Linked DNA regions of Homo sapiens: region 1 is linked to region 2. A link is a loop called in an ENCODE intact Hi-C map of the cell type or tissue named here. Cell type or tissue: GM12878. All regions are shown on one strand. Links, peaks and the distances in the headings refer to the core of each region. The heading gives the core; the rest is flanking DNA. Region 1 has its middle 14 kb from the start of LINC02836. Region 2 holds the start of LOC105377923 (a long non-coding RNA gene).

The links. A loop is a pair of places that touch in the nucleus more often than their neighbours do. Peaks named below come from ENCODE experiments on the same cell type or tissue, not always from the same donor. Only the 100,000 strongest peaks of a DNase experiment are listed, where the experiment ranks them.
Region 1: a loop joins it to region 2, with 8 times the contacts of the local background. A loop is called at or near these places in 2 of 110 quality-filtered maps.

The regions. Positions count from the first base shown.
Region 1 is chr6:105,642,475-105,650,816 of GRCh38, reverse strand. No RefSeq gene overlaps it. Among named protein-coding and RNA genes, the nearest start is that of LINC02836, 14 kb to the right of the region's middle. RefSeq lists enhancers at 3,817-4,006, 6,574-6,813. In GM12878, for the core only: a CTCF peak has its summit at 6,405; DNase peaks (open chromatin) are centred at 4,236 and 6,420; H3K4me3 peaks cover 279 bases; H3K27ac peaks cover 1,706 bases.
Region 2 is chr6:105,888,237-105,896,578 of GRCh38, reverse strand. LOC105377923 (a long non-coding RNA gene) reads left to right here and starts at 3,482. Exons shown (of 3, transcript XR_001744275.2): 1 at 3,482-3,553. In GM12878, for the core only: no CTCF peak of the experiment used is centred there; a DNase peak (open chromatin) is centred at 3,488.

The DNA.
Region 1 (8,342 bases), core at 60-8,059, 250 kb after region 2:
TCAAGCTAAAGGCCCTGCCTCTTTTTTAGCCAAAACATTGTCATTTATCCATTTATTTTGCACATTTAAACAGAAGAGTAGAATTTCATGTTTGGCTTTTACAAACTCCCTAAATCATTTTTTTTCAGCTTTAAAAATGAGTATATTAATACTGATGCAAAGGTTGAGGCGACAGTGTTTATAATGTTTCCTGAGATCTGCAGATGAAAGGTAGATGTTGATGTTATAATAGTGTAATCTGGATTGTTATTGAAAGCTTCTGTGTTCTCAGAGTCAGATTTAAAGAGATCTCAATCTCTTTCTTGTGGGCTTAGAATGCTTTTAAAAATTGTCAAAAGAAAACCATTTCCTTCACTATTCAAAAAAATTGAAAGAGAAGAACTTCTGAATATTTATTCAGAAGTAGTTCAAAAAATAGCTGGTTTTATTTTATTTTGCAGAGGATTAGAAATGTAGTTTAAACTACAAAAAAGGAGTTTTTCAATATTTCAGAAAGAATCATTGGTATATTGAAAGAGCAGATTTGAGGCCGAGTACAATTGCTCATGCCTGTAATCCCAGCACTTTGAGAGGCCAAGGCGGGTGGATCACCTGAGGTCAGGCATTTGAGACCAGCCTAGCCAACATGGTGAAACTCTGCCTCTACTAAAAATACAAAAAATTAGCTGGGTGTAGTGGCACATACCTGTAGTCCCCGCTACTTGGGAGGCTGAGGCACGAGAATCACTTGAACCCGGGAGAAGGAGGTTGCAGTGAACCAAGATCGCACCACTGTACTCCAGCCTGGGCAACAGAGTGAGACTCTGTCTCAAAAAAAAAAAAAAAAATGTGGATTTGAGAAATGACAGCAAACCCAGAATTATTAATGGGAAAATAAAAATAGAAATGTAATATGATGTTGAGTTATATTTATGTAGAGCTTTAAAGTTTACAAAGTGTTTTTATCTTAACTCAGTCTATCCTCACAACATCTCTCTTGGAGGAAAACCTGTGTTTTATGTCTGAGGAAACTGATATTTGGGGAGGCTAAATCACTTGCCCCAGGCTATATGGCTGGTATCTTGTCGATGTCGAACTTGAACCTGCATCTTCTGATTCTTGGGCAATGATTGTTCTGTCCTTTAGAAAGGAAGATAGAACTTCTGCTTTGCTATTGGCTGTTTTCAGGGAAATCAGAAGATAAGAAAGAAAGACAATATTTCTAGCAGTTTGCTTTAAAGTGGTTGACAAAAATACATTGGTCCACACTACTCTAGTCACCTGCTTCTTTTGCATGAATTTTGGCCAGGTGAAGACTTAGCCTGAGAGGGAAGAAGGACCTGCTTTTAGACCTTCATCAGATGTCTTAAGTCACTTATAGGGAGTCATTCTGTTATTTCTTACCTCATGCTTTCTCTTTCTGTGGACATAAGTTTGTAGTGATATCTCATTCACAGAACATAGTAGTATACAGGAACAGAAAAGAAGGGAGGGATGGGCGGTGGATGGTAAGTGTGAGCAGGTGTTGGAGAGATGCTAAGCTCAGGCCACAGTTCAACTTCACAGGAAGTTGAAGAGCTACTTAGCCTTTCCTAAAACTCAAACTTTCTAAAACATTGACAATAAGGACAAGTAATTGATGGGTAGAAAATGGAGAAATGGTCATGGGAGGAAAGAGATAAAATAGGTTTAGAACATTTACTTATTTACTTGTCTCCAAAATTAACACTTCCACAAGCTTGATGAATGGGGACCTTGTGCATGGTTACATTTACCATCTTACAGCTTTCCTCTCGGTTAGTGAATTTAACAATATGAATGAAAATAGATGACACAATTTTGAAGTTGATAAAGGTTTTTTGTTTTGTTTTGTTTTGTTTTTTACTTAAGTCACCAAAGGATGGGTGGGCTCTAAATAGGAAATGGAAGAGGTAAAGAAGCAGGTCATATTGAAAACAAAAAATAATAAAAAATTTCCCCAGAGGAAATACCCCTTTCTAGAGCATACTAAACTCTTAGTTGCCATATGTTGCTTGAAAAAAAAAGTTATATACCACATTTTTTCATAATACAAACTATAGAAAATGAGGTTATAGGAAATCTTTTTAGCTGAAGGAGATCTTCAGAAAAGTGAGAAATCATCTGGGTGGAGGGGCTTTAGTTAGAGAAGTCTGAAAAACCCCAAATAAAAGGAATCAGCAGTTCCTAGAAGGAAACAGTTTGGTAGGAAAAAGGGATTATCCCAACTAAACGGCTAATGAAAACTGATAGCTTGAGTGGCTTCTGCTTGACAAGGAGATTGTCACTGTTGACAGGGTTGACTGGCAGGGTGGAAAAATGAGGGGGATAAAGCTTCACAGAAAGACTTCAGAGGAAACTTGACACCTTCAAAACCACAGGTGTGAGGGTAAGTGAAACCGTCAAGTAAAAGTTGGCGTTGTTTTTCAGGATCTGATGTTCTGCATACTTTAGGTTCAAAATTTAGGAGTTTAAGGGGAACACTGAGATAAGTTGGGACATGGGAGGTTAGGAATCGAGGAGTCAGAGGACTCTTTTCTGCCCGTGAAGGGACTCCGTAGACTCTTAAATGTATTCCACAGTACTTTCTAGAGCTCTAAGAAGACAGGCTAGCTTTTTTCTCTACCAGCCCAGCCTGTTTCAAATCACAGGCTTCAATAGGCTTTCTAACCTAGCTCTCAAAGGTGATTTATTGAGTGTCTGTTATGTCCAAGATGCTGAGCGTGGAGTGTGTGAATACATAAACATGTTTGAACACTTGTTCCTTGCCTTCAAGGGTTTCATCTCAATGAAAAAATGGGATAGAATGAATTCTGCCTCAAGATGAATTATTCTCAAATAGAACTAACAGTAAAAAGTAAAACACAAAAAACACAAATGCCAAGTAAATAGCATTAACATTAAATGCTATAAAAATTCAGAGATGGAGGTGACAGGAGTTGAAGAAGCCCTTTTTGGGAGAGGTGGAAGTTGAGTTACATCTTTAAGGCGGAATAGAATTCAGACAGCCTGGGTAAGGGTGGGGGGAGGAGGGAATGTGAAGAAATGGGGAAGAATGGTAGGACACTCCCAAAGGGGTAAAGAAACTACTGGAGTAAGGGGAACAGAGGATTACATTTAATAACTCTAAGATGCACCCCCTGGGAAAACAAACAGTGGAATTTGTAACAATTATTTTTGTTTGGCTCTTGAAGCTGAGCATTTATGTCTGTTGAGGATATAAAAAGTTCAGTGTTCTAAATGGGAAGAGAATGACCTGAAGTGAATGGCAGAATGGGCTCTGGGGACACTGGACCTAGGGCTGCACCCTGGCTCTGCCATTTGTGAGTGGTGTGATCTCCAATGAGTTCACGTTTTCATGCCTCAGGCTCCTAATTTTTAATTTGGGATAATATTAGTATCAATAGTATCTAATTCATAGGGAGCTGTGGGGATTAAGAGATAAAGTATTTATTATGCTTATAGTGTTGGGCACATAGAAGGAGCTCAATACATCTTTATTATTTTTATATTAATATAAAATAACAATAATAATGGTAATAAAATCTCAAAGCCAAGTAAGCATCATGAAATTTTTCACGTGCCCATGAGCACAGAGGAGATCTTCAGAACCTACTGTTTTCTGATCTCCAAGAAAGATGGAGAAAAGAAAATTATAGCATTTTTCTTTCATTTTTTCTTCCTTCCTCTTTTTTTTTCTAGAATAAAGAGATGAGGAAAATGCAAGACAGTCCATGTCGCTCTTGGCTGTTCTCTGCTACTCCCCCCAGGTTCAGGGGTCTGTGAGTGGTCGTGAGAACCCCACCCCCAGGCTTCTGCTTGGGTCCTTATCATAGTGGCCTCTCCTGCTACCCAGTGAGAGTTCACTGTTCTGGCAAGGGATATGGCTCCCGACTCAAGGAGAAAGGGAGCGCAATGCTTTCCTTCTCCATTATTCTATGGGCAGGTTTAATATCCAGTGCCTCCTATTTATAATTAACATGAAGTTGTTTATTTCTTGCTTCTCATTTTAGCAGGGTAAGCATGTAGAGGCAGGCCACTTTCTAGTAGATTGTGAGAAGATAGACCTCAGCATGAGCCTGACTGTGGGTCTGATGTGGAGAGAAGAGAGTCAAAAGGAAATATTCTGTGGCTTTCTATATGACTGAAATGCAGCAAGGCTATTGTTTGCTGTAGCAGCTGATTGAAAAAGAGTGACATTCTGTCCACTGAACGTTAATAGGCTCAAGTGGAAGTGTGGTGATCAAAGCTGAGTCATAACTTGAGAGGAAACCAGTCTTACCCATGTTTTTTGTTCTTTAGTGGAGACACCTAGTAAGCTCTTCGAAGACGGTGGCTTTCTACAAAAGGAGAGCTATAGTAACCGTTGGCCGCAGCAAGATGCTCTTCTCACTCTTGTGTTGGAACAAGAACCAGTTATGAGAAGCCTGGGTTTGACTTGCTTTTGGTGTGGTTAATGCTGGTGGGAAGGTTTCTTATAGGTCTTTTTATTTATTAATACATTTGGTCATAGATGGGCCTTCAGGATTTTCAATTGCTGTGACTATGTTGGTCTGGCTAGCTTTTTCCAGGCTAACAATGCAAACACCCCCAGCACCCCTGAGGGATAGTCTCACAAAGCCCCTGTCTGTCTGGCCTGTGGCTACATAAGCAATCTCTTGACAGTTCTTGGAACGTGAGACTTGGTGACGTGACCTAAGACTTCGATGTTTTTGTGATTTATCCAGGACACTTGACTAGGTAACAGGAATGCAGATGATCTCTGTCTCAGTGCTAGAACCTGCAGCTTTAGCCCAGGTTTATTCTTTGGGGTATGACTGCTAATCTGAAAATTTTGGGGAGAGTCCAGTGTCTGTGCAAGAGCAAATCTTCAATTTGGACTGATTCCACTATGAAGGAAATTGAGTTTTTATGGGAGCTAAAAATAAACGATCCTTAGCACTCCCTCCATCCTAAAATACATTAAATAGCCCTTACATTTTCAAGTTAGAACAAATCTGGCCTCATTGTTTCTGTCACTCTAACACTTGTTAATGTTATTTATGTAATTTTCAGATATTCTCAGATCAAAATTTTCCATGCCCAGTTATCTTTCTCATGCAAAGAAATTGTGATCAGTGTTCAGTTTCAATCAGTTTACTGAAGGAAGGGTCGTTTACAACACCTGTAGCCACTTTTCTCTTAGGGACTTAGTTAAAAAATCAGATGCAGGGTGTGAAATGAGACCTAAGTAATTCTTTCCAAGTTCCTTTGAGGAGCTCCCTGCTAGTACTCTCTCAGCCTAGAAATCAACACCTGCCTTTCACAAAGGAGCCTCCATCCAGTGTGGAATTCCAGCAAGTACACAGGTAGTTATTTCTAGGAATATTGCCCTTGCACATCTCTCCTCTTGCCAGGCACCAAACTAATTTCTCAAAGAGAAACAGTGGGAAACAATATGTTCTGTGCTGCCTTCACATACTACCATAAGAGGCAGTTAGTTACATAAGCCGGCTTCCAGAGATTTGCCAAGTGCTCTTTTTAAAAAAAGTGGCTGCTGATGGAACATTCTTTACATAAAACAGATACTTGTTTCAGCAACCAAAGTCCATGTCCACAGCAAAATCCAACTAGTGTTCTACTTTTCTATTTGTCTATAGAGTATAGATCTCTATACACTTCAGGAGAAAAACTTGTGTCAATAATGGATTGGGTTCGACAGTTTAAAAGAAAAAACAAATGGACATTTTTCATTACCTCAATTTCTCATTATCTACATCAACTCAGAACCGTCAAGAAGGCCCATAGTGAAGCCTAAAGGTTTTGAAAGGGGCTACTATGAGCATTATGGATTCTGTCCCATACTCAGGAAGCACCCCCCGACCAGGAATTTCTCAAGACCAAGGCGTGATGAGTGCAGTTTTACTACTGCCTCTGCTCATGAATAAGACCTCTGTGGTAAATCATTTCCCAGGTAGAATTTGCTCTTCCTCCTTAAGTAAGAGTAGTCTTTAAAAAAAAAAATCCTTTCTCAGAGTAGTAAACAACTCTCTGAAGTAGGCATCATCTAGATAACCTTTACAAAAGACATTCTCTGCTTGATTCCATATTGGTTCTGATGTAAAAGTGCATCAAAGTTAGAAAAATCTTGCTCAAGTTTCAACAGCAAATATTCTTAGCCAGAGGAGCTGACGTGGGGGTGAATGGAAAGGAAGTAGAAAGTCAAGTGCAAGATCAGTTACAAGAATACCACTTAGAATTTTTGGTTTTCCCTCATGCTTGGTGAATATATTTTTTACATGTCAGTGGGTTGGGCCCATCATTAAGCTATTGTCTCGCGGCATCAAGCCCATCCTCCTACACTCTGCTGTGTGATGCTGGACCTCTGCAATACACATTTATTTCTGTGTTGCTGATAATTCCCTGTTAGGCTCTGCCAACAGGGGATGCTAGAGAAAGACTGCAAGTCTGGGAAAGGAGAAAGTTTATTTTCCTCTCTGCTACCTCTGACTCCAGTTTTGCTTCCTATTTCTTTCAGTGTCACCCAGCAACACTTCTTCACCCAAACAGTGGCATTTTACTTCAGTAACAGCTGTTTATACTAGTTTGCATTTTTTTTTTCTTGACACAGGATCTCATTCTGTCGCTCAGGCTGGAGTGCAGTGGTGTGATCACAGCTCAGGTGATCCTCCCACGTCAGCCTTCCAAGTAGCTAGGACCACAGGTGTGCACCATACCCAGCTAATTTTTGTATTTTTTTGTAGAGATGGGTTTTCACTGTGCTGCCCAGGCTGGTGTCGAACTCCCGGGCTCAGGTGATCCACTTGCCTTAGCCTCCCAAAGTGCTGGGATTATATGCATAAGCCATCATGCCCAGCCCAGTTTACAATTTTTCCAATAGTTGCAGAACCAGTCTCATGGTACACCCCTCAGATGCACTGTCTTAGCTGGCAGTATCACCTTTTTGGAAGTTTGGGCCAACCCTGTGGCCCCACACTGGCATTAGGTACATCAGCACAGGCCACCAGCTGCCACTTCCCCTGGGGGATCTGAGTCTACTCCCTACTTAGGTACACCAGCACCAGCCAGCTGCCACCTCCCTGGGAGATCTGAGTCTACCCCCCTACCCAAGGTCTGAAGCACCAGCAACTTCAGAGCAGTGCCCTCTCCTCAGACATCTGAGTGTAGCATTCATTGGGATCTATTTTGATGGTTCCCATCTCATCCCTTTGTTCCCCAGCCCTGCAAGTGGTAAATGTGTCCTATTTCCATGATAACTTATTGTTCTCTTTTTGCATATTCAATCATTCAGTACCTAGTAAGTACTTCTTTATATTGTTTATATTAAATTATCTCCATTGGTGTAATTTGTCTCTTGTCTGGACCTGGATTGATAAAATAGGAGTCCTTTCCTTAATCTCACAGCTTTCAGATGGACATTGACTAGATCTTACAAGATATAGCTAAAGTCAACATGGTGTTCTTTGGATGGGAATTTCTTGTTCCTATTTATTCCCTGGGCCTAAAAGACCAGGGTCGATTATGAATTCTTACTCTGGGTTCTAGAAAGATGTTGGCAGCTTACTTAATACCTGAGTTAGCTGTTGCATAAGATGGAACAGGAAAAGGTGTTTCCTTTTTAATTGATAAGAAAGACTTAATGAGGCGCCATTTTCTCATTCTAAGTCTCCATGGAAAACTAAAATGTCAGAGGGCACTTGTCACTCCAGGCATCAGATGTTATGAAAATAATAGATCTGAAAGATTTGTAGCATGAGGCAAGGGAAAAAGATTGATGGGTTTAAGTGACATAATTGAAGTTCTCAACATTAGAAACTCCTTTTGTAAGCTGGGACACTTAAGGCTTGGCAAATATGCATGTCTGTTAGCCGTCTGCATCACTACTGACTGTGTATCTGTATTGAAGGATTAAATGAATCATAGACATATGATCGCTGCATGGAAAAAAATGTGTTGTGCCCAGCACTCTTTTCCATAAAGAAAGCGTCATTGGGAAATGCAAACATGTGGAAACAGGCCACAAAAATGCAGCAAATTAGTCCTTATTATCCACTCATCCACGCAGGAAAGTTTTAAAAGGTAATAAAGTCTTAGGTTCTTACAATTGGCACTTTAGCCTTACTGTTTTTAGAGTAAAATATATGGTGCTGGGAAACCACTGTGCATCTAAGCATTTCATTTAGCTTTTAACTACCTTTCAGTTCAATAGGCATTTCAAGTCATGCTGTCACCTGTTGCCAAGCTTTCTGCTGCAGGTTACCATCCCAAACTACCTCATTAAAATAAATGAAAACAAATAGGATTATCCAAGTGAAATGTCACTAATGCTATTATGAAGTAAGAAT
Region 2 (8,342 bases), core at 88-8,087:
AAACACTGCTTTCCTGTAATTACTTTCTTAGGCAGATAAAACGGCACTTGCTGAATCATAATTTACTTAAGGAGATCCCATCCCACACTTTCTTTCAACTTGCTGTGTCTTTTTAAGCGAAACCAATGGGATTCCTTGCATACTTCCCTCTTCTTTTTATCTTATCTCATTCCACTTGCAGGTTGCTGTATTCACCGAGCCTCTGACCTCCAGCATACTTTCAGACAGATGGTCACAGACAGATGTGTACTTTGCAATTGCAGGTTATCCAAATATTGTGGTGGCAGCAGCACCTCTTTTTGTACCCAACAGTATCAGTGCTCTGCAACCAGCTCGCGTCTTCAGCCGCTGTTGACGTCCCTGACTGAATTACTGTCTTTCTTCTTTTTTTCTTCCCCTCTCTCCAGCTGGACACTCTGGGGAGGTGTTTTGGCCAGAATTAGATATGCACAGCTGATACCTCCAGCTGCACGTTCTTTGGTTCTTTCTGGCTCTGCAAAAGCTCTTGGTGTTCTGACAATTCATTCAAGTGGAGAGCAGTATGAATGGTGGCCCACCCAGATAGTCTTTAAAAGCATTCAAAATGGTTCTATGATTTCTGTGGCCAATCCTGTCAGTTGAAGGTAGGAGTAGGAGAAATAGTTCAAAATAGACTGAGAGCCAAAATGAATATAGGTAATCTTGGCAATTCATATTTTGTTTCTTAATTATAAAATTATCAATAAAATTGCTATTGCATGGTAGACCTAATTATGCAGCTCCCTACAAGAAAAAGATGCGGTAGGCCAGACTTGGTGGCTCACACCTGTAATCCCAACACTGTGGGAGGCCAAGGTGGGTGGATCACTTGAGGTCAGGAGTTTGAGACCAGCCTGACCAACATGGTGAAACCCCATCTCTACCAAAAATACAAAAATTAGCCAGGCATGATAATGCACACCTGTAATCCCAGCTACTCAGGAGGCAGAGGCAGGAGAATCACTTGAACCCGGGAGGCGGAGGTTGTAGTGAGCCAAGATAGCACCACTGCACTCCAGTCTGGGCAACGGAGTAAGACTCTGTCTCAAAAAAAAAAAAAAAAAAAAAAAGAAAAGAAAGAAAGAAAACAATGCCATATATTTTCAAAAATTTTCATCCTGAATATAATATGCCATGAAGGCTAAAGATCTAGCAAAGAGTCTAAGATGGCAAAAATATGGGAATTTATTCATGGCTTTAGGTATCAACTCTAGGCTGATGTGTTTCCCAAATCCATTTCTCTAGGCCTATCTTCCCTTGTAAACCTTAATCCAATGTCTCCAATTATCCATCAACTTTTTTTATAAGCTAAAAATCTTGATAACATTATCTCAAAGTCCATAGATTTCTCCTGAGCTTGTTTTCCTTGTCTCCAAACATACTTCCTCCCCCATCTTTTTCTGTTTCCATGAACTTGCTGACCTCTCACTCAGGCTTCTGAGTCTTCTTTGACTTTTTCTTTACTCTTGATACCCAGCCTGCTGCCCGAGTCTTCATGGTCACACCACCAATCATCTTTGCTTCTTTTTCACTCCCATTCTGGTCAGACCAGCCCCGATCCATGTACTTTCATTGTGGTGGGATTGCAAACATTTCCTAAGTGCTAAGTGTCATTTATTCCTTCTATTTGTTCTCCCTTGAATCCATTACACAAAGAGATGTCAAGTTAATCTTCTAAAACACTGATTTTATCATCATGCTTCTCTATTTTAAAATATTCCATAGCTGCTTCTTATCTTCAAGATGAGTCTAATACCTCTCCCAAAAGACATTGATGTCCTTGTGCAATCATTTCAGCTGCTCTCTGGTCTGAGGTCACTCTTCTGGGATAAGATTACTCACTTTTATTCTTCCACCCTGTTCCAGCTTGTCGAAATAATTTTGAGTCTTTCTGCCATTGAATATGTTTGTTATCCAGCTCAGTTTTGTGTCAGTTACATATATATGTTCTTTGTGTGTGTTTGGTTGTTAAGTTGCATAAAATATGACAGAATAAGAACATAAGGATATGCTATTGTGATTTCTGCAGGACTGAATTTTTTTGAACTGGGGGCTGAAGTTGCTATTGGTCTCAGAAAATGATCCTTTGCCTCCTGCTATATCCTTACCTAAACATTTCATAGCTCCTTGAGTCATTCCTTTATTCATTCAAGTACCAATTGAGCTCTCTCTTCTCCAGACGCAATTCCTTTTTCTCTCTCAGTAGGTGTAGCTGCTTGGAACTCACTCTTCTCATAAAGTATTGAGGCTGGCTTTTATTTGTTTATATTTGAGAGATTTGCTGTAGGTAGAAGCTGTTAATGGAGAAAAGTTGGACATTTGCTTTGACATCTACAAAATAACTCCCATTTTTCTATATTGTTCTGGTTATTACTGCTACCTAACAAAAACCACTCTAAACACAGTTATGTAGAGCAATAACTATGTTAGTATCCGTTTGGGTTAAGAATTCCGAAAGGGCACAGTGGGAATGACTTGTTTGAGCCTCCCCTCCATCACAGCTGAGGCCTCAGCTGAGAAGACTCAAGGCTGAGGTTGACTCAACAGCTGGGTCTAGAATCATCTGAGACCTTGTTCACGTACATACGGCACCTGGGCAAGAAGGACTTGAAGAGGAGGACTGCCACCTGGAACATTTTCACGTGGTCTCTCCACGTGGCTTGGCTCCCTCCCAGCAAGGCAACCTCAGGAGAGTAAGACCTATCTGCCAGGGCTCAGGGCTCCTACCACGACTATTCCTGGGAAGAAGACAGAACTTCACTGTCATTCATGAGCAAGCCATGGAAGTCACATACAGCTCTTCCAATGCATTTCATGAGATGCATGGGAGACACAAGCTGCCTGGATTTAAAAAGGAGGGCTGTAGACCTCACTTCTCACTAGGAAGAATGCTGAAGAATTGGAAGATGTGTCTTCAAATCACCACATAAAAGAATTGAGAAGTTGGCTGTAGCTACTACTTCTAGAAACTTGACCTAGTGGCCTGGCGTTTTGGGAACTTTGCTAGCTTATTCAGCACAGGTAACTCAGGGTAAAAATAACCTGAAGAAGAAATGTAATAATCACTCACTTATCTTCACCCCAATTCAGCCAGGGCTAGATAATTTTTAGTTTTGAGCCTTTTTTAAAAAAAAAAATAAAAAGAAACCTGGTAATAACACATCTTTGTCTTTTTCTCTTCTTTAATAGGCTAGAGTTGATATTTAAGACTTTAGAAAGGTGCTTCTGGGAATTTCAACATTTGGCAGCTGGTAATAAGTAGGAAATGTCATTACATAAACGCCAGTTTGAGTTTAGAGGCAGGTGGTATTTTGGAGAAGTCAGTATCAATGTGAGGCTGTAGCCACACTGACCGCCTCCAGCCCATCTGCAGAGACATTTCTGTCTCTGGCAAGTAAAGCCCCCTCCCTCTGTCTGCTTTGACTGCCTCTCTGAGTTCCCCTTTTTTCTGACCTTGAGTTTCAACTTGATGAGTCATCAAAAGGACTGGGCCACTGGATTCTACCTGGCAAGAACTTCAGTGGCTGTGCCTGTGGTGAGGGACTGTTTTCTGCTCTTATCACATCTGTGTTGACATTCGTGGAACAAATACTCATTGAGAGCCTTTTATGTCCCAAGCACTGTGCTGGGGAATGCAGTTAGAAAATAATGAGTCCAACCAGACCTGGTTCCTGCCTTCATGGAACTTACATGTAGGAAAGACGGAAGCTGCAACTTATCCAGCTCTGCAGGAGTGGTGTGAGGTGCTTTGAAATCTTGTGCTAAGTGGGGTTGACACTGGGAGGCTGGGGGAGGATCCCTGAAGAAGCAATTGTTGAGCTGAGGCATGAGTAGGTGTTAATCAGGAAAGGAGGGAGAGTGATCCAGGCAGAGAGAACAGCTTGTGAAAGGAGAGGACAGGATGGGTTGAAAGGACTTAGAATGAGAAAAAGCTGGTGTGAGTGGAAGAGACAAAGCAAGGAGGACTGGGGTAGATGGTGTGGCTGGTGGGAAGGGTGAGAACTGGACTGCACCAAGCCTGGAGACCATGATGTGTCAGTCAGAGCTCTCCAGGGAAATGGAACCAGTAGGATATATATGTGTATGTGTGTGTAATATTATTAATAATACTTAATACAAATATATATAGTATATAAACAATTTATATATAAATACAGAACCAATAAGCTCTATAATATGTATTATATATCATATAAATATGTAATTAAGAGAACTGGCAAGTGTGAAGTCTGTAGGACAGGCTGGCAGGCAAGCAGGCTAGAAACTCGGGCAGGAGCTGGTGCTGCAATCTTGACGTGTAATTTCTTCTTTTTTGATGAAGAATTTCTTCTTCTCTGGGAATCTTAGTTGTTGCTCTTAAGGCCTTTCATTGATTGGATGAAGCCCACCACATTATCAAGGTGGATAACTTATTACTTGAAGTTACTCTAGTTATTTAAAGTCAACTGACTGCAGATGTTAAGCACATCTGTAAAACACCTTCACAGCCACACGTAGGTTAGTGTTCAATTACATAACTGGGTGCTGTAGCCTAGCCAAGTTGACACATGAATGAACCATAACATAGAGTAAGGAGTTTTGTCTTGATTCTAGAAGTCATGGAAAGCTCTTGGGTTTTATAAAGAGGTGACATGATTAGATTTGTATTTTCCAAATGCACTTAATGCTGTCAGAAGAAGGTTGGTGTCTATAACCATCACCATGGGCCCTTGTGATGGTCATAAGGCACATTAGAACACTCATGAATTTTTCCAAGAGGACTGCTCTGTCCTACATGGTGCCCTGACACTGGATTGGTCAGACGTACCTCCTGGGTATGCATCTACTGTCTTGAAATTACCTCCTGGGCAGCATTTATGCTGTGTTTTATTTTGTGTTGATCTCTCTCTCTCTCTCTCTCTCTCTCTCTCTCTCTCTCTCTCTCCTCTCTCTCTTTCTCTCTCCCTCCCTCTCCAAGCAGACTGAAAGTTCTTTGGAGGCAGGAGCCACGTCTTGTTCTCCAGTGCATCCCTAGTGTCTAGGTCACTGCCTTACACATGGTATGTACCCAATAAGCATTTGTGGATGTGGGCTTAACGTTCCACCCAAAGTGCCTTGTGAAGAATTAAGAAACATCAGTCTTATCAGTAGTTCTGGGCAGCAGACAACTAAAAATTGCTGTGCTTTTATTTCTAGTTTCCTTTCATTGGCATTCTATATAGTTACCCTTTTATTTTGCATGGATGGCCTATTTTAGAGTATAGTCATTTCTTAAACTTTTTAGGTTGGAATAATTTTGGATTTACAAAAAAGTTGCAGAGATAGCACAAGAGAGTTTCCATCACCCAGTTCTTCTAATGTTAAAATCCTATATGGCTGCAGTAAATTTGTCAAAACAAAGAAATTTATATAGGTACATTACTATTAACCAAACTCCGGGTTGTATTTGGCTTTCACCAGCTTTTTTTCACTGATGTCCTCTTTCTGCTCCAGGATCTGATCCTGGATGCCATGTCGTGCTTAGTCATCATATCTTCCAGTCTCCTCTGGTCTGCGACAGTTTCTCAGTCTTTCCTTGTTTTTTTGTGACCTTGACAGTCTTGAAGAGTACTGGCTAGATATCCTATAAAATGTCCCCAATCTGTCTTTGTCTGTTTTCTCATGATTAGACTGGGGTTATGGGTTTTGGCAAAGAAAATCATACAGGTGGAGTGTCTTTGTCAGATCATGTGACAGGGTACATGATATCCACATGTTATCCCTGAGGATGTTAACCATCATAATTTGCTTAAGGTAGCATTTGCCAGGCAGGTTTCTCCACTGTAAGGTCATTATCTTTCCACTTCTCCACTGTATTCTTTGGAAGTGAGTCACTAAACTTAGCCCATCCCCAAGCAGGGAGGAGGAAAGGGGTAAGTTTCACCTCCTGGGGTGGAGTGTCTACACACATTATTTAGAGCTCTTCCACAAGGAAAATTTGTCTCTTCTCCCACATTTATTGATTTATTCAATTATTTACTTATATCAGTATAAACGTACATAGGTTTATTTTATACTTTGAGTAATAATTCATTATTATTTTGTTGCTTAAGTTGTTCTAGCTTTGGTCATTGGGAGCTCTTTTTCTGTCTCAGAAACTCATTCTTTTCATGAAATATGGAGGCTAGCTTTTATTTATTCATTTGTTTGTTTACATTTGAGATTTTAAATTTTTGAAGTGCTCTAGAGACTCATCTTGATCCTAGGAGTAATGGAAAGCTCTTGATGGGTTTTTATAAAGAGTCTGGTTCCTGCGTCCATTTGACAAGCCCCTGTCCTTTTGTTTTTTAAGCACTTCCTTATTTTCTGGTACTATAAGATGCTCCAGGTACATCTTATATTTTCCTTACCCCAGTCTTACAATTAGCAATTTCTCCAAGGAACTCTGGTTCCCTTTATTGTAAAATGGTATTTAGAAGCCACTATCTAGGTGGTAGGTGTGCTCATTGCTCCTGGGATCTCATTGCTTCCAGACCCTGTCAGCAAACGGAGCTAGGAAATCTGTGAGCACATAGCCATAGATACCTATATCTGTAATTACTTCTGACTCTATCCATCTGTGTGTCTCTATCCATCCATATAGGAATACACACACATGCACACACACATATATATTAAACTAAATTTGAGTTTATTCTGATATCTCTGACTATAATTCAGTTCCACCAGGTTTATACTAGCCATCATTTCTTGTTTATCTGTTACTCCCTCTCCAACACTGACCATCATCCATTTTATTATTTGTTCAACATTTGTAAAGCAATTTCAAAATTGTTAACCTGTATCCCCATGAGCAAGAAATTTAGCAACTAGAGTACAGTGTTTATGTATTTTTTTAAGTATAATTATTTTTATAAGAAAGTGGAATAACATAGTGGTTGAAAACACATTTTCTAAAGCCAGATTGCCTGGGTTCAAATCCTGACTCCAACACTTACTAGCTGAATAATATTGGATGAATTACTATCTTCTCATTCCTTCATCTGTAAAGTAGGGATAATAATGACATTTACTCTGTGGGGTTATTTGAGGATTAAATGAATTAACATATGTAAAGTATACAGAATATTGTGTAACATTCAATTAGCATATTTATGTGCTAACTATTACTGTTAGGGCAGACATAACATCATTTTAATTGCTACTACTAAAATAATGCTAGGTATAGTGGGGCACCATATATTGTTGAATGGTAGCATCATCTCCGTTAACTTAACTAGTTCTAGCACTTCAGCAAAGGGATTTATGTACAACTTCCTCTCCCCATTTCCTTCTGTTCATCCACTCATGTTGTCTTTTTGTCTGGAGTTCATTTATCATTTATTTCTCCATCAGCTTTTTGTGATTCTGAAACCCAAGTTGAGACTTAAGTCCGAGATTTTTATCACTTTAACCCCTTTGAGGAGACTGTGGCCTCCTTGAGGTCATGGCTCATAACCATATCTAGCTTTGTGCCCCTGGCTTCTATGATTGAGGAGTCCAGCAGTCTGAGCCATGTTTTCACTTGCTGATTTCTTTTTTCTTCTGTAATTAAGCCTGGCTTCTCTGTGGTTAACACTGCCTGGAAAATTATAGGTTTTTGTAAACCTTGAAATAGAGGTTGGGGGGCTTCACTCAAAACATTTGTGATAATGATCTGCCTATTGTTGTTATGAATATTGTACAGCAAACTGGCCATGATTTCTGCTCAGTGGGGCAGGATTGTGTATTACTGGCATTTTAATTAGGCTTCAATGAAACCAGCTGCAACCACGTCAGTGGAGTCTCAGAATATTTCTCATAATCGCAGTTTAATAAGATATAATACATATTTCCCCAACTATTTTTCCTTTATACTAACAACAACAACAATCACCACCAAAAAACAAAACCAAAAATACTCACATAAGCCAAAACCATATATACACAAAGCCTAGGTGCTTTTGAAGGTAAACTAACTTGACATACGGCTACTAATTTTTGAATCATTAAAATATAAAAACCGAACAAACCTAAGCATTTTGCTGAGGTTTCACTCCTTGCCTGGCATCTGAGAATCAGGCCCTTTACAGTTTGTAGTGTCTTTAGCAATAACTATTTTTAGGAATTAACTTCTATCCCACTCAGGCCTGCTTTACCCTTGCTTAGCAAAGGTAGATGATTTGGTTTTGTGAGATGCACAGCCTGTTGGGTGTCACTTTTTTTGTTCTTTTGGAGATGGAGTTTCATTCTTGTTGCCCAGGCTGGAGTGCAGTGGCATGATCTTGGCTCACTGCAACCTCCATCTCCCAGGTTCAAGCAAGCGATTCTCATGCTTCAGTCTGCCA